Linked DNA regions of Homo sapiens: region 1 is linked to region 2. Evidence: chromatin loops called from intact Hi-C (ENCODE). Cell type or tissue: thyroid gland. All regions are shown on one strand. Each heading gives the region's core, and the rest is flanking DNA. Links, peaks and the distances in the headings are about the cores only. Region 1 overlaps ZNF664-RFLNA (ZNF664-RFLNA readthrough). Region 2 overlaps DNAH10 (dynein axonemal heavy chain 10).

The links. Hi-C counts contacts between places; a loop is a spot of excess contacts. Peaks named below come from ENCODE experiments on the same cell type or tissue, not always from the same donor. Only the 100,000 strongest peaks of a DNase experiment are listed, where the experiment ranks them.
Region 1: a loop joins it to region 2, with 2.9 times the contacts of the local background. A loop is called at or near these places in 1 of 110 quality-filtered maps.

Annotation. Positions count from the first base shown.
Region 1 is chr12:123,996,908-124,012,589 of GRCh38, forward strand. All of the region lies in intron 2 of ZNF664-RFLNA (ZNF664-RFLNA readthrough), which reads left to right. It overlaps ZNF664 (zinc finger protein 664), which reads left to right. Exons shown (of 5, transcript NM_152437.3): 4 at 14,474-14,534; 5 at 14,639-15,682. The coding sequence starts at 15,238. Among named protein-coding and RNA genes, the nearest start is that of ZNF664-RFLNA, 32 kb to the left of the region's middle. RefSeq lists enhancers at 9,708-9,757, 9,778-9,837, 10,058-10,117. In thyroid gland, for the core only: a CTCF peak has its summit at 6,415 (motif pointing left); a DNase peak (open chromatin) is centred at 6,384; H3K27ac peaks cover 608 bases.
Region 2 is chr12:123,904,049-123,906,548 of GRCh38, forward strand. All of the region lies in intron 57 of DNAH10 (dynein axonemal heavy chain 10), which reads left to right. Among named protein-coding and RNA genes, the nearest start is that of DNAH10OS, 30 kb to the right of the region's middle. In thyroid gland, for the core only: a CTCF peak has its summit at 1,471 (motif pointing right); a DNase peak (open chromatin) is centred at 1,443.

The DNA.
Region 1 (15,682 bases), core at 5,376-7,875, 98 kb after region 2:
CTGCTCACCCCTTCCCCAGGCTGCCAGCCACAGAAGTATGTATGTGTCGTTGACTTTTTGGTGTCAGAGGTGAAGACTGTAGATACTGTTTGTGGTTTTTTTGTTTCCTTGGGAGACAGAAGCAAAGAATAAAACTCTTGTAAAGGAAAGGAAAAATAAAGATTTTCTATGAAATGTAATCTCTTAAGTAAAAATATTTAAGTGAAATCTGCAACTTCTTTTTTTGGACGTGATTAAAGGTGAAATGACTCCGGGTTTTTAGAGCTAAAAGGGCTTGGGTGAAGTGTGAAATAAGCACCATCCATTCAGCATCACCAAAGAATAAACAATGCCCCTTGTGTACATAGAGCCCAGATGGAGGTAAGGACTGTGATGGCAAAATTTCACTGAGAGCATGCCACATCCTCCTTGTAGTTTCCTTGGGCTGCTGTAACAAAGTACCACAAGCTGGGAGGCTTAAAACAATAGAAATTTATTGTCTCACAGTTCTGGAGGCTGGAATTCTGGATTAAGGTGGCAGCAGGGCCGTGCTCCCTTTGAAGGCTTTACAGGAGAATCCTTTGCCTCTTCCTAGCTTGTGGTGGTTGCTAGTAGTCTTTGGCGTTCCTTGGCTTGTAGACATATCACTTCACTCTCTGCAGTCATCCCCACGTGGCCTTTTTCCCTGTCTGTGTGTGTGTCTGACTCTCCATGTCCTCTCTTTTATAAGGATAGCAGGCATTGGATTTAGGGCTCACACTAACACATTATGATGTCATCTTAATTACATCTGCAAAGACCCTGTTTCCAAATAAGGTCACATCCTGAGGTTCTGGATGGATATGAATTCTGGGGAGACACTATTCAACCCAGTATACTTTTTGCCTTTCTTCCTTAGAGCTCCAGCTAATCCAGATGCAACATTGACGAATTAGTGCCGGAATGAGTATCAGCACTTGGTACTGCAATTAGAACACGGGGATTTGGCTGTTGATTTATTTTTTGGGCTACACTGGGAGGGAGGCTCAGAGACGGTGTGGGTGTCTGAAGGAAAAAATACGTGTTAAGTGAAGTGAGGACTTCAAACGAAATCATACAGTTTTGGGAAACTGCATTGGATAGGGAATGCTGGAGCCAAAGAGTGTTCCCTGTTCCAGAAAGGGAGGTAACATTTGCAGGAGGGCTTCTGAGGTCAGAAGTTCCTCCTAGAAGTGCAGGGTGTATCAGCCATCTCAGGAGCTGATTTCCTGTGCAACTTTTTCTAATACCCCCGGGAGCCTTTCTTATACTTTATCCCTTTGTATGTTTATGGATCAGGTCCTTCCCACTCTTCGGCACCTGTGACAGGCTCCACAGGCTTCCAACACTTTAAATGCCTTCTGTTTTTCCTAAAAGATAGAGTCCTGAGCTTACAGGACTTCATAGGAAGACCTGTAAGTCTCTGTTGGTCTTTATAGGTGGACTACTATCTCCTGGGTGTCTTGTAACTGTAATGTTTATATTTTTTCAGAAAACCCTACAGAGATGCCTTGGTCACTCCAGATAAGAGTTTCTGTGGCTGAGAGGCCCCACTGTATGACTCCTGTTTCTGCCTGCTGGACTTCACTTTCTGGGGCTTGGCATCTGATGACCTCTGTATACATGCTGTGCCTCCTGTTCTTTATGTGGCCACTTCACTTTGTCCTTTGGGTTTCAGCTTAAAAGTAGAGTCAACTAGAAATCTTCATTACCATGCTGAGACTAGTTAGGATGCCCCTGGCTCATCAGCTGTAATGCCTCTGTCAAAGCTCCACTCAAACATGCTAGAACCATCGCCTTCCCCTCCTCAACTGTAAACCACAGAAATGCAGAGGCCCTGTCTGTTTTGTTCATCAGATCCTCCGGAGCATAGCTTACTGCCCAACAGATGCTGGGTGGTAAATAAATGTGGAATATGTGCCTGTGTGTGTGCAGCTCTGACCCTGTGCCTCAGAGGTCAGCTTCCAGGACTGTTGCCTCAATAACACCTCTCTTCCAAGTCTGTGTCAGGGTGGGCTGGCTTCTCTCATTGTCACTTATCTATGTCAAATAATCAACATGTGTTAGAGGACTAGGGATATAGGGATCTTTCTATAAAACCCTTCCCATTAATTAAGGGACCAAGAAGTTAATGTGGATCCTTTATATGTTATGATTACTGGCTTAGTGCATCGTCTCCTGAGCCAGGGCCCTTTGATTATCTTTCTTAGAGAATCTTATCCAGCCCCTATGACACAATTGCCTGCTGTATGCATGTGGGGAGATGAATCACATGGTCATCTCAACTCATTGCAGTTGGTAGTGGTTATTTTTGGTAGGGATTGGAGGCCGACATGTCATCTTCCCAGTTCTTTTTCACTTTTATCTTTCCCAGAAAGTGTGCCCTTATGCTTTGAGTGGCAAAATTATATACCACACATTCTGATAGATCTGGTTCTGGGTAGGAAATTAATTTGATCTCTGTTGAAATTGATTTTACTGTCAGAGTCTGCTATTGAAGAGGGGGATTATATATAGTTAGTGCTTCATAGGAAGACCTGTACTCATAATACTGCTGAAAGATCTGTGATACTTACAGGTTTCTTAAAATCAGAACAGTTGTCTCAAAAATAAGAAAATAGGTAATTTTCACTTGACTTTTATGACAAAGTAATTGTATAGTTATTTAAAAACGACTTTAGATTTTTCTGAGCCAGCAGTCCGAATTTCAGATAATGTATTCAAGATAAAAAAAGAAAAGCTCAGTCCAGACATCCAGAGAGGAGCGGTGTTGGGCTGAATCTTAAGTAGGACATGGACACTTCTTCCATTTATAAAAGGAAGAAAGGGCTAGAGTCGGGCAGTACATGTACCTTGATAGTTTGGCTGGAATTGGAGGGAGTTCTCTGATGGGTTCTCCCTTTTCTGTGTGGCATTTGGTTTGAAGAGCAGAGCTAGCTGCAGGTCAGACATAGATTGAACATGGGGAAGGGGGCAATAGCCACATAGCAAGTTGGGGTGAGGTCACACAAGCATTCCTGAGGCTTGGAAGACCCAGCTGAGGGTATCACTGTGAAGACCTTGGTGGTCTATGATTCTGTTAGCATGTGAAGGTAGAGATTTGGATTGGGATAGGGGATGATTTCCTTTAGAAGGAAGGCCCGTTTGTCCTTTGACGATTCTCATTTGGCAAAAACTCAGTTTTGCAGAAACTTAGCTATCTGCCTTCCCCATGCAGCCCCTGAGGAACTGAGCCCTGGGCCAAATCCATGCCCACCCTCGATGCTGCTGGCAGTCTCCCTACGTTTCTTGGGTCATGCCACTCTCCCACCCTCCAGACAACCATCTCACACCACCTCTGTTCTCCTCAAACCTCCAGGCTCCCCATTGCCCTCTCCTTCTCAGCAGATGGCCTTGCTTCCTGCTTCCCAGCAGCCAGGGACTGTCAGTTTCTACTTAAACACACACACCACTTCCTACCTTCGCCTGTTCATAGAGGCCCGTCCTTCTCCTCTCCAGAGCTCATTCCTCTCGTGGAGCTTTGGATCCTGTCTCCATTGGCCCTTTCTGTTATTTCTTTTCTCTCCCATAGTTTAGTGGAATTCCTCTCATTTTTATTTCTTCCCTGAACTTTTCCTTGAAGTCTAACATGCAGATTATAAATAGGGCTGTAGTGTAATGAATTTTCACAGCTATGAGTTGAGCACACCTGTGTGCCCCAGTGCCCAGATAAAGACAGCACATGACAACGATCCCTAGAAATTCCCTCGTGCATCTTTCTAGTCATTAGCCCCTCTGTCTGCTCTGTTGTGTAACAGCATCAGTTGATTTGCTTGTTTTTCAACTTTATGTAAGTGGAATCATTCAGTATGTGCTCTTCTACTTGGCTTCTTTCAAACTCAGTCATTAAATGTTGGTCTCCTGTAGCTTAGTCCCAGGGCCCTCTTCCCTTTTCACCCTTTGTTGGTAGGCAGTCTTATTCCCTCCCCCTGTTTAAGTTACCATCTAAATGTTAACGGCTCACACATGTATACCTTATAAAGTCCTGATCTCTTATCTCAGTGCCAGTTCCATCCATCTAGCTGCTGTCCTTGACATCGACTTTTGGATATCATGAGCATGTCTAAAATGGAAATCACAATCTTTGTCTTCAAACCTTGGTCTTTCTAAAGTTTTCTGTCTTACTGAATGGCTCCATCTCCATCCAGTTATTCAAATAAAAGACCTGGGGGTCATCCTTGGCATTTCCTTGTCCCTCACCCATTGTATTGAATCTGTCACCAAGTCTGATACATTTTTCTCTCATCTCCACCATTGCTTTAGTCCAGATTATGATCATTGTTTCCAACCCAAATGACTAAGATGATCCCCTACCATGTTTACCCCTAAATGCTCTTGCTTTCTACCCATCCTTTAATTTCTGTACTTTAGCTACAGTTTTCTATTTAAAATGGAAATCTGATGTTACTACCAAATTTTAAAACAAAAGCTAACCGCTCTGGAGGCTTCCACTGCTACTAAGATAAAGATCACGATGCCTAGCTTCTACCCTCTCATCTGGCACTGAGCGTCTCCAGCCCCGCTGGCCCTGTTCTGTCCCGTGCTTGCCTCCTGCCCCTCACCATGGTCCTCCACGCATGCCTTTCCCTCGGGTCATGTATCTTCTCTTCACCCTGCAGAGGCCTCCTCTAGATCTGAGGTCAGCCATCAGTTCAAAGTGGTCTCCCCTGACCTCTGACCCCTGACCAGGTCAGCCTCACTTCCAGCCCAGCCTGAGGTGCTCAGAGCACTGTGCAGGGCTGCTTTGGAGCATTTCACATAGATTTATTTGACATTTCTTTGTGGACACCTTGATGAACATTGTCTCCCCACTAGACTGCAGCTTGCACTCGGAAAGGGACTGGCTATGATTCTGCACTGCTGAAGGCACAGAAGCTGACATAGGTTAGACACTCAGTAAACATTTGGTGCTTGAATGACTTTGGAAGACAAAGAGATGAAGGAGTTTTAGAGATTCACAAATTTCATAAATTCTCTGCAGTTTCTGCTGATCAAGGAGCTTGCATTCAAGAGAGCAGGGAGAGGAGCACAACAAAGGAAGCATGTGCAAAAATGAGCACAATAATTCCAGGCAGTAAGTGGTAATGTTCTGTACAAAAGTTAAATTAAGCAGAAAGAGGTGGTCAGAAAGGTGTGAGGGCAGAGAGGTAAGTCAGCTGAAACTGACAAGCCCGGGAGCCGCTTTCTAGGAAGACAACGCATGTGCTGAGGCCTGGGTGTTGAGCAGATGCCAGCTCCCTGAGGACCAGGAAGAAACTGGGCAGGGGGCTCATGTGAAGGTACTGAGGGCACATGAGGCTGGCAAGCTTGAAGACTAGAAAGGAGATGAGGGAGGCTGGTGTGTGGTTTGCAGAGAGTGCAGGAGGTGAGGTTGGAAGGAGGCGGTGGCTGGGCCACCTCCAGCTTGTGAGCCAGTGAGAGGATGTGTGTTCTAAAGAGCAATGGAAGGATTAAGCAGGGCAGTGACGTTCTCTAACTTACATTTTTAAAAGATAAGGGTGACTACTGGTAGAGGTCCAGTTGTGGAGGAGCAAGAATGAAAGCCAGAGAGACCTGTGGTTGAGAGGCTGTTGAAATAGTGCAGGCAGGAGGTGACCGTGGCCTGGATAGGGTGGAGCTTGTAGTGGCCATGGAGAGATGCAAGGGCAGGGCTGGGTTATGTTGTGGAGAGGAGGTAGAGTGTGCAGTGATTTGCACTGGTGGGGCTGGAGGAAAGCAGAATTAAGGACAATGCATCTGGATGGATGTTGGTGTGCTTGACAGAGATGGGGAAGAATGAGGAAGGAACAGTTTGAGGGGAGATTTGGTTTGGAAATGTGGTTGTAGTGCCTTTCAGCAGAGATTATGGAGCAGTCCAGGGCTAGAGATAAAAATGGGAGCCAACATCTAAAGAGTATTTTAGATCACGTGACTGGTGAGATTACTTAGAGGGTATAGATTCAGAAAAGAAATGGTCCCAAGCAGGAGCCCTGAAGCACCCCAGGATTTAGAAGTTGAACAGAAGAGAGGTCAGCAGTAAAAGGAACAAGGAGTGGCTAGTGAGGGGCAGGGACGGGCCAGCTAAGAAAGCAGGTGTTTCCAGCCCTGTCTTGGGGCCCTGTCCTGACAGAGGCAGGACATGTTGGGAAAGAAACATGTTTTCAGTGGCATGTTGGGAAAGAAACCCGCCTGCAGGGGTGGGGCTGTGGTATCCAAAACAATTTTAAGAAGGAAGATACTAGAACATGTTTGTATGAGAATGGACCTATAGCTAGGATGGAATTGACAGTGGCAATGAGAGGGAGTACTTACAGGATTCCATTTGGAGAAGGCCCAGGAAGTGCACTCATGGGCACAAGTGGAAGGGCTGGTCTTTCCTAGGAACAGGGCACCCCCTGTTGGAGTAGAAGGTGTGAATGCAGGTGGCCTAGTGGATTTGCAGTAGGAAAATGAAGGGCTTGCCATCTAATTGCATCTTTTTTTTTTTTTTTTTGAGACAGAGTCTTGCTCTGTCGCCCAGGCTGGAGTGCAGTGGCACGATCTCAGCTCATTGCAACCTCTGTCTCCCAGGTTCAAGCGATTCTCCTGCCTCAGCCTCTGGAGTAGCTGGGATTACAGGTGCGTGCCACCATGCCCAGCTAATTTTTGTATTTTTAGTAGAGACGGGGTTTCACCATGTTGGTCAGGCTGGTCTCGAACACCTGATGTCATGATCCACCTGCCTTGGCCTCCCAAAGTGACGGGATTACAAGCGTGAGCCAATGCGCCCAGCCTGCTTCTATTTTCTTAATCAGAAACAGGCTCTTGGCAGGTTATCAGCCACGAGTGAGGGAGTCAGAGGGAAGATGGGAGATTTGAAGAGAAAGGAGAATGATGAAGTAGCAATTTAAAGTATTGGGAAAATGTGTGTACTGAAGACTTTTGGAGGAATTTAGGGGCACTCCAGTGCCCATTTGAGATGTGTGGTCGTGAGTTAAATAAACCTGGCATTATTCAGCCACTTGGGTGCGTGTATGGATAGATGGAGAGTTGGGTTTGAATAAGGTGCGGTGTCACTGAGAGTAGGTGGGGCCAGAGAGTTCTGGTGAGCGCAGAGAGAAGCTGTGGACAACAGACAGGGAACAAAGGGTCAGGCCACTGGGTGCAAGCCTACTGCATGAAGTTCCTGGAGCCAGTTAACTGGAAGGGGAGGGAGCACCCGGTGTCCAAGAATGGGTTGCTTAACACAGATTTGGGAGGGAGCACAGTTTCTGGGGGTGATAGAGCTAGAGTGTGGCCATGGAAACAGTGATGATGACAGAAGAGAGAGGTGAACCTGGGTGGAGGGAGGGCATAAGGAACCCAAGCCAGCATGGAAGCCAGGAAGTAAAGACAAACAGGGCCACATTAGTAGGACAAAGATTGAAAGAGGACTGGAGGTCCTGAGGGAGCAAAGAAAAGGTTCCATAGGATTAACAGAGCAGAAAGCTGGAACAGGATGTTTTGGTTAAAGGCTAGAGTTTCACTCAAGATGGACAGATTGCTTACAGACTTCTGGACTTGCATAGGTTGGTGTTGTCAGTGGAGGCGGAGGCAATGTTTATTTAGCTTTGTAATTTAGAACACTGTTGTATTCTTTCTTACGGCTTTAGATTGTCATACAGGGATTTTCTAAGCCAGGGGTCCCCAACCTGTGGGCCACAGATGGGTACCAGTCCATGGCCTGTTAGGAACCAAGGCCACACAGCATGAGGTGAGTGGTGGGAAGAAAGCCAGTGAAGCTTCATCTATTTATAGCTGCTCCCCATTGCTTGCATTACCTCCTGAGCTCCACCTCCTTTCAGATCAGCGGCGGCATTAGATTCTCGTAGGGGCGTGAACCCTGTTGTAAACTGTACACGCAAGGGATCTAGGTTGCACGCTCCTTATGCGAATCTAATGCCTGATGATCTGTTACTGTCTCCCAACACCTCCAGATGGGACCACCTAGTTGCAGGAAAACAAGCTCAGGGCTCCCACTGATTCTACATTATGGTAAGTTGTATAATTATTTCATTATATATTACAATGTAATAATAATAGAAATAAAGTGCACAATTTAAGTGTAATGCACTTGAATCATCCCAAAAACCATCACCCCTGCCCCCAGTCTGTGGAAAAATTGTCTTCCACAAAACTGGTCCCTGCTGCCAAAAAGGTTGGGGACCACTGTTCTAAGCAAAGGCTTCCTGGCTTCCATTTTATTATGGAAAATTTCAAATGAACTCAAAAGTAGAGAAAAAAACAAAATGTACTCCTATGGGCCTGTCACCACACGAGTTGAACCCAGGTTAAGAAACCGTGAGCTTTTTGCTGTTCTTATTTTGTCTACCCTCTCTACTTTTTTGTTCACACAAGAAGCCAGTTTATTACTTGAGTTGGGTTTTGTTGAATGACCACAGGTCACATACTCGGTGCTGGCAGTCTTACCATAACATGCAGTCAGCATTTTTGAAAACAATGTAAATATATAATACAGTTGTCTATCTTTTAGTTTCCAAAGTTTGTTACTTCACATTTTGACTGGATGATAATTTATAGAATGTGTGTGTGTGTGTGTGTGTGTGTGTGTGTGTGTGTGTGTGAGAGATAGGCCAGCATGTCTGTATTATCCTCATTATATAAAAAGAAAACAGATGCAAAGTAGTGTTAGGTGACATGTTGGCCTGAAGTTCCAAGATTAAGTGGGAATACATTTTAAAGTTCCCTCTTTGCTGTTCCCTTCTCTTGGGAATGTTCTTCATTCATACAGCATCTGCCCTCCATCTCACATCCCCCGTCTTTCTAAAGGCATCACTGGCCCATCCCTACAACAAGCTGTCTCCATGCCAGCCCCAAGTGCTAGTAAGACATTGTCCTATACCTCCCTGGTACTGGGCTCTGCACCAGTGTGCCCTTCTGCGTACTCTTTTCTTCACCAGCCTGGCAGTGGGATGTTAGTTGCTGGGCGGCGCTATTCTCTTCCTCAGTTGGTGGTGACAGCTGGGTCCCTGTGCCTCTGCAGTTCTTGCACGGAGGTCATAGCCTTGCGCAGAGCAACACAGACGAGGCACTTGGCCTCCTGCTTAGTAGTCGGCATCTGCTGGCTGAACACTGTGGACATAATCTGATGTCAAGGCTGAATGGCTGCTAATTCCTTTAGGAGTGTAACTGGATTTTTCTCTCCTGCCCAGTCAAGGTGATTAGTCTTTATTTCATATCCAGCCTGTGTTGAATATAATCCAGTTCATAGTCCACTTTGTGGAACATCGATTGTAGCTTACCAACCTCTACCTCCATGTAAATAGTTGGCATTCCTCTGATGCTCTGGTCATCCCATTAGGGCTGCTGCAACCAACTCCTGCAGCCTCGGCCCTATGCTGGAGTGGTAGTCTCCCCTTCATGCAGCGGGTTCGCCTCTTCTGCCGCTAGAGTGAGGAACTTTTGGTCTGAACAGCCTTCAAGGGAAACCAGCTTCATTCTCCCAGCCTGTTAGTCCTGTACCCCCGTCTTCAGGTTCCCCTTTCTTATGCCGTGACCCAGAGCACGTGTTCTCTCAGGATATGGTTCTTGTATTTAAGACTCAGTTTTTGACTTCCTTGAATCTTAGCATCAGTTCTTTATTAGCTAGTTGCCCTCAATTTTAATTGTACTGAAATATTAGTACTGATTCAGTATTCTGTGGTATCACAAACTACAGGGAGAGAGGAAAGGCTCCTTTTCATGAAAGGTGAGGATTTGAGGTAGATGGGCTAAATTTTAAGCTTTCGTTTTCTTGGTTTTCAACTGCACTGTCATTTTGTTGTTTGAGTTCTCCTCCAGTGTGAGTCGAGTGCACAGGATGCTGGGGGCGTTCCTGAGCTTGCAGGTGCAGGCTCTGAGTTTGTCCTTGGCAGCCTTCCTCCTCAGGTCAGAAAGAGGGACTTGCAGTCATGTGGGATGTCCCCTTGAAAGCCCCAGTAGGACGTTGATTTTGAGACATAAGGGGGAGTCTGGAGTGAGAGATAGCCTTGGGAACGTGGTGTGTTCAGGATCTGTGAGCTCTGTGGGGTTCCATAACCTGTATCTGCCTCTGGATTTACAGCTGCCTCTATCTGTGTGGAAGAGTTGGGTGGGGGCTGTGTTAGGCGAGTCTGTACTGGAGATCCTTGCTGTGTGTTGGCCTTTCTGTTCTTTGGTTGGTCACGTGGAAAATTTGCCGGAGTTTCTTTTATCTTTCTTTTTCCTACAGAATGCACCTTAACCCCTCTCATCCCCCCACCGTGCAGTGAGACTTACAGACAGGTCTGAGAATTTTATCTGGAAGGAATGGCAGTGCCTGATGCCTGAAGAAGAACTCTAGTGGGAGGTCATGTTGGACTCCCCTGTCAGGGACCTTGGTATTGAACTGTTGCCCTTCTGAGCAGAGTTGGACTCTCCTGAGGCTAGGCTGGCGGAGTACCCTAACCCTGGCAGCTTGATTCCTGGAGGGGGCTCTGGAAGACACCCCTGCTGGGGTTAGCTTGCCAGGCAAAAGAGCAGAGCGCAGTGCTGCTGCCTTTGTCTTTTGCTTGTCGCTGCCCTGCAGCCACTGCCTTCGCCTGCAGCCACTGCCTTTGCCTGCTGTCCAGAGGCCTCTTCCTGTGTTCATTCTCCTGTGCTCAGGATTGACTGGGGAAATGAGAGCCGTTTCGGGGATTATATTCGTTTCAGTCACAGTTGCCCCTCTATGCGGTGGTCCTGGGATTAGTTTGCCATTGCCAGAAGAGCAGGAAAGGAATATCTTAGCATTCACAGATTTTTTTTTTTAACCATGAAAATTTCAACCATACACAATATTTTACAATAGAATCTTTTAGAGTAGACTATTATCTCTTACCTAAATGCAATGGTTACAATGATTTTACCACATTTGCTTTGTCTGCTCTTTTTTACTTTCCCTTTTTTTGTTTGTTTGCTGAAGCATTTTAAGTCACACATGTCAGACGACATGTCCCGTCATTCCTGTTCTTCACTGTGCATCTCTAAGGCTGTAGACATTGGTTTACATAGCTACAATGACATGATCACATAGTTAACAGCACACAGTGTAATCTCATACCCCGAATCACATTTCCTTGACTGTCCTCTTTTAGCAGCTGGTTTGCTTCAGATTGCAAAGAAGTTCCTCTGATTACATCTGATTGTTATGTCTCAAATCGCTTTCATTTAGAGCAACTCCTCCCACCTTACCGGCTTTTTTTCCCTCGTGTCCTTATTGCAAAAAAAAAGGGGCAGTTGTGCTGTAGAGTGGCTCACCTTTTGATATTTTGCTACTTGCTTCCTAGTAGTTCCTCTGTCCCTTCAGTTCTTTCCATTAAAAATTAGCTCCAGAGGCTTGATTAGGTTTTGCTTCAGTCTTTTGACAAGAATGTCTTCAGAGGGTGCTGGGTGTTTCCCATTGCACCACAGCAGGAGGCACACGTGTCTGGTTGTTCCTCTTTGAGTCATGCTAAGATCGATCCCTGGCTTCAGGTGGTGACAGCCTGGTCCTGGCAGTGTCAAGTCCTGGATCAGCCTTCCAGCCGCTTTTTTCACCCATTGCTTTTCATGGTTTGAATCAGGTGTTTGATGAGGAGAATGCACATATTAGCTGGTTGTTTCTTTGTCTTGAAAGAGAGTTCATAGAGGAAATAGGATAGATGCTTCTCTCCATTTAATTACCAATTTTTAGGGTAAAAAGTTGGGCCCCTAGTTAATTCCAATTTTGTTCAGTGCCTTGGGTCTCTCCATCTCTCTGCCTGCCTGTCTGTCTCTTTCTTCCCCATTCTCTACAGTCATTATGAGCTCCTGGGGTTTGTATATTGAATGCGTCTCACTCAATTGCCTTTCTTATTCCTTTTGATGCTCAGTTGCATGATTGGCTCTGTGTTCCTTTGGCACGGCCCTCTTGCTTTCTGGCATAACAGGATGTCCCAGGCTCATTTTGTAAGTGCTACTCTGGCTTTGAACCCAGCCATTCCTCCAAGGACCCCTTGCCTCTTGGTGGGGAGAGGATTTAAGGGAAGGGGCTGTAGGTGTGCTCATTGCTATCGCTTCTTATTGCTTCCAGGTCTTTTTGGTGATAACTAAAAAGAAAAAAAAGTGAATTCAGACTGATATGTCTAAGTCAAATTTTATATTACAGAATTTTTTCTTAACTTTGATTTTATACTTAAATCTAATTTTTCCTACATTGAATCTTGGCTCCTAACAACTTTAACATAAACTACTTATTTGTATTAACCTACTTTAAAATACACCACAGTAACAGTTAAATTGTTGAAAGAAGTGTGATTTCTTTGCAGCTTATTTGTCAAAAGAATATGTTCTAGGTATGTGCAATCAGTATACTATGCTCAAAAGCCATTTGTGGCTATGTCACCAATATGATAGGTTTATTCTCTTTATTTTGTTTTAACATTCATTTAATTTTATTTTTTAACTATAGAAACATATGTTTCCAGAGTCATGTAACAGTATATTCAGAGAAGTCTTAACTGTATTCTCCCCCATAAGTAATCATTAAATTAAATTCTGGATTATCTTTCACCATGCTTATTTATTTTATTTATTTATTTTATATTTTATATTTTATTTTAGATAGGGTCTCACTCTGTTGCTGAGGCTGGAGTACAGTGGTGCAATCTTGGCTCAATGTAGCCTTGAACTCCCAGGCTCAAGCCATCTTCCTGCCTCAGCTTCCTGAGTAGCTGCGACTACGGGTGTGTGCCACCATGCCTGGCTAACTTTTTAATTTAATTTAATTTAATTTTTTTTGTAGAGACAGGGTCTCCCTATGTTGCCCAGGCTGGTCTCAGACTCCTAGCCTCAAGTGATCCTCCCACCTCGGCCTCCTGGCATGCTGGGATTACAGGCATGAGCCAGTGTGCCAGGCCAGAGTTTATTTTATATATTACCTTCCTTTTTTGCAGAAACGGTAGCATAGAACATATACTATTGTGTACCTTTTTTTTTTTTTTTAACTTAACAGTGTGACCTGGGTTCACTCCATGTCAGTGCACAGTGCTTGTCCTCATTCCTTTTTGTCTTGTGAGGAGGTGCCATACTCGACTCGGCTAGTTCCCTATCGATGGCCTTCGGTTGCTTGCAGTTTTGCTGCCAAATACTGCCTCAGTGAATAACCGGGTATATCAGTCATTTCCTATTTTTACCAATGTGTCTTTAGGATATATTCTAGAATTATTACTAGGACAAAGGATAGATGCAAACATAATTTTTGTAGATATATGACCATTTTTGCCGAAATTTTGGGGACCTAATTGAATTTTGTAATTGTAACACTTTCACCTATAAGCAGTCCAGTTTATTTTACATTTTAACATTACATCTCCTCAAACACCCATGCATGTTCTCTTTGTATGGAACATATTAAAAGTGTTACTTTAAGAAGACCTATTGATTTCATTTAGTTAATTTTAAAGTATCATAGCGTATAGAGTAAAAGAAATGAAAAGATTGCTAAAACATAGTCCTAAACCTTAAAAGATTTCAGAGTGAATATTTTGAGATTTATTTTCTTCTTTTATCTCCTCCTTATTCTATTTGTGGTGTATTTTGTCCCCTGTAGGCTATCAAAGACTGGAAATAAGGCACTAAGAAATGTACCTTTATCTGCTCCACCAGAATGAAGCAGGATATGTGTGTGGGTGCCAGAGGGTGTCCTGAAGTACTCTATAGATTTTCAGAAAATATTCATTGAACACCTCTCATTGCCAGGTTATAACAGAGAGCAACGCACACAGTTCCTCCTTCATGGCACTTACATCCTAGTACAGGAGACAGGTTAAAAACCAGGGAACCAATACGATAATTACAAGTCCTGTGGGCTTTAAAGGAATCAAAGGAGATGAAAACAGAGTCTAGCCGGGGGGCCTCTTTAGGTAGGGGAGGGGCAGCTGACCCACAAAGCTCTGCACAAAGTAGGGGAGGGAGTGGCTTAAGTGCTGGGAACAGCATGTACAAAGGCCCTGAGGCAGGAAACGCTTAGGGTGTTTGAGAGCTGAAAAAGAAAGCCAGAGGCAGGAAGCACAGGGAGTGAGGTGGGGAGAGGGGCAGGTCAGGTGTTTGAGTTAAGGATTGGGATTTTATTTTAAGTACATCAGGAAATCATTGAGGACAAGTAGGAGAATGACATTTGATACCAACACATCATGTACTTATTCTTTCTATAGATTAGAAGGCAAGTCAAATACGATGTTTTATCTCCAAAGGCAGCAATGTTGTACCTTCTGAAGTTCAAAGTGGAGATCGTTTTCATTGTTGTTCCTTTTTACAGGACAGCTGGTTTTCATACTCACATGTAGGTCTTTTTGAGGATTTCTTTTCTCTTTCAATAATGTTCCCCTTGATGTTGCTCAGATAATTACAATGAGTTATTGTAATTGGATTATATACTTGAGCTGTAAACAGGAGCATGATATCTACAAATTCTCTCCTTCAGACCTGCAAATCCAAGAGACACATCTTTGGAAGATAAGAGAGCTTCTTCAAGACCAAAAAAGGTTTGTGTTACTGCTGTCACATTTATATAAAATTAATTTTGGAATCAATAGCAGTTTTCCAGATAAAAGCATTTTCAATTTATTTATTTATGTTTCTATTACAGGAGACGGCATGATACCCATGTAGGGAATTCCCCAAAGCAGGGCTTGCCATACCTGGACCCCGAGGAGCCTGCTTGCTGGAAAGGCTTTCCTGTCTGATGTGCAGGAGGCAGAATGCCAAACTGACTCTTCAAGGGGCAACTGCAGGGGCTCGAGACCAGCCAGCAGTATCTCATCCTTCGATACAGGGGATATACTGTACAGTCCTTTTTCTAGAAGTGAGACATACAAGATTACTCTACAAGAGGAAGATTCCAGGGGCTCAAAAACGCAAAGGTTTGCACTTTGAGAGCCCCTTGGAATGTTGACAACTCAGGATCTAAAACAAAGTTCTGTGTTAATGAGTTACAGAATTCACGTGGAAGTCAATGTCACTTTATAATCGATAATAATACTGAGTGAGGAACACTATGCAGGAAGAAACCTTCCGTAGAAAGACAGGCAGGGAAAAGCTTAGGCTGACCTTAAACTTACCTAATAGAGCAAGCCTGAGATAGACTGCCAAAATGGCCAAATAAGAGACTCTATGAAATAACAGTCTTGTAACTGTAGTAATCATAAGGAAATTTTCTCCTTGAAATCACGATACCAAATAGGAAAAATGATCTACAAGTGCCCCATGTGTAGGGAATTTTTCTCTGAGAGAGCAGATCTTTTTATGCATCAGAAAATTCACACAGCTGAGAAGCCCCATAAATGTGACAAGTGTGATAAGGGTTTCTTTCATATATCAGAACTTCATATTCATTGGAGAGACCATACAGGAGAGAAGGTCTATAAATGTGATGATTGTGGTAAGGATTTTAGCACTACAACAAAACTTAATAGACATAAGAAAATCCACACAGTGGAGAAGCCCTATAAATGTTACGAGTGTGGCAAAGCCTTCAATTGGAGCTCCCATCTTCAAATTCATATGAGAGTTCATACAGGTGAGAAACCGTATGTCTGTAGTGAGTGTGGAAGGGGCTTTAGTAATAGTTCAAACCTTTGCATGCATCAGAGAGTCCACACCGGAGAGAAGCCCTTTAAATGTGAAGAGTGTG
Region 2 (2,500 bases), core at 1-2,500:
TGAGCAGCGCTCCTTGTCCAAGTCCGTGCCCTTGTTTTCTTATTGGTGAAACATTTGTGAATTTGAGCATGGAATTCAGCTCACTCCAGGACAGAATGACCTCCCGGTTCATTCTTGGGAGGTCACTTGGAGGTGCTGCTGTGGTCAGCAAGAAGTCATTAGTTCAGTGTTGAGGATGGTGTCAAGGAGGGTATAAGGATCGATGTATTAAAACTTCAGCACTAGGCGTTGGAAGTTTAGGCTGAGGTACCAGGACACAGTGGAAGTGCACACCCAGCGGAGGGGTAGGAGACACGGTCAGCACACACATCCTCCAGGGAAATTTCTAGCTACCGGTGATAGGATTTGGGCCACTGCTCCCAGGTCAGCAGCATAAAAACATCGTGAAAGCAGAGACTAGGAAGGATTTTTGAAGGGGATTTATTTGAAGAGAAGGAACGGTGAGTCCCTTCCATCAATCCAAGGTGGAGGAGTGGGGGGGAGCTTCCATGGGGCCAAATAGAGGGCGTGGCATGTGTCCCCTGCAGTGAGACAGGCATTGCAGACAGGTGCCCCGCTCACCCCTGAGAAAGCCTAAGTACAAAAGGAATAATTTTTACACATTCATACATGGCTCTGCCTCTTTGCTGTGTGACGTTTAGCAAGTCATCTAACCTCTCTTTGCTCCAGTTTCTTCATTTGTAAAATGTGGATAAGAATTGTCTCGGCTGCATCAGGGTCTTCATGAGGATCATATGAGCCTATATGTGAAGAACTGGGCTGGGCACATGGTCAGAGCCATGTAAGCATTAGCTGTGATTATGGCTCCAGCATCCAAAAGGTATGCTGGGAAAAGCCCACGGCCACTGTGTCCTCTATCAGCTGTGGTCACCTTCCCACACTGCAACAGGTAGTATGGGTATATCATTTCTCATATACACTTCCTGAGGATTTTCATGCATGACCAAGGCAACCAGGTACACAAGGGTCTCTTCTCTTCCTGACTTCAGGTTCTGAGGGTTTGGAGAGCAGGGGATGCCTGCAAATCCTTTTTTCCTTCTTTTATATACAAATTATAACACCCTATGCATATCTTTCTGCATCTTTTCTGCTTAGCAGTATATTTTGGAGAGCTTTTGCATGTTGATGTATGATGAACTTCCCCGATATTTTAGAACATTCCTTCACATTCCATTGTGTGGCTGTGCCGTAATTTATTTAACAAGGCCTTACTGATGAGTTTGTTAAATAAATTGATTGTGTCTCCAGTCTTTTGCCTTTACAAACAGCGTGGCAAAGAATAAATCTGACCATAGTTCATTGTGCACGTGGGCGAGTCCACCTGCAGGATACATTTCTGGAAGTGGAATTGCTGGGTCCCAGGGTGTAGGCATTTATAGTGTTCATAGCTGTTGCCTAATCCCCGCCGTGGGGATGGAACCTATTTATCCTCACCAACAATCCAAACGAGTAGTACCTGCTTTTTCCTAGACTTACCAACAGGGGGCGCGATCACATGTTGGGATTTTTGCATATTTTGTAGATGAGTGGTACTTGTGTAGTTTTAATTTGCATTTCTCTTAGTGTGAGTGAAGCTGGCCTTTTTTTTTTTTCCTATGAGAAAAGTGTGTCTAAGAGTTATGTGTATTTCCTTTTCTGTGAACTTGGTTTGCGTATCTATTGGGTCGTGGTTATTGTTGCTTTTTATTTCAAAACCATTTCCAGGGGCTTTTTATATAATGGGGAGCTCAGCTTTTTATCCATAAGGTGAGTTGCAAATCTTTTCCTGGTTTGTCATGGGCTATTTGACTTTGTTTATGAGGTTTATGTGTGTGTTTGTTTTTGCCATCTATGTTTATTTTTATGTGGCAGGTTTTAGCAATATTTTATTTTGTGGCTTTTTTTTTTGAGACAGAGTCTTGCTCAGTCACCCAGGCTGGAGTGCAGTGGCACGATCTCGGCTCACTGCAACCTCCGCCTCCCGGGTTCACGCCATTCTCCTGCCTCAGCCTCCTGAGTAGCTCCAGCCTCCTGAGTACCTCCAGACGCCCGCCACGACGCCTGGCTAATTTTTTTTTGTATTTTTAGTGGAGATGGGGTTTCACCATGTTAGCCAGGATGGTCTCGATCTCCTGACCTTGTGATCCACCCGCCTCGGCCTCCCAAAGTGCTGGGATTACAGGAGTGAGCCACTGCGCCCGGCCTTTGTGGCTTTTTTTAAATTTATTTTTTGAGACAGAGTCTCATTCTGTCACCTAGGCTGGAGTGCAGTGGCGCGATCTCGGCTCACTGCAACCCCTGCCTTCCAGGTTCAAACGATTCTCCTGCCTCAGCCTCACAAGTAGCTGGGGTTATAGACACCCACCACCATGCCCGGCTAATGTTTGTATTTTTAGTAGAGATGGGCTTTCACCATGTTGGCCAAGCTGGTCTCAAACTCCTGACCTCAGGTGATCCACCCACCTCAGCCTCCCAAAGTGTTGGGATTACAGGCATGAGCCACCGCACCCGACCTATTTTG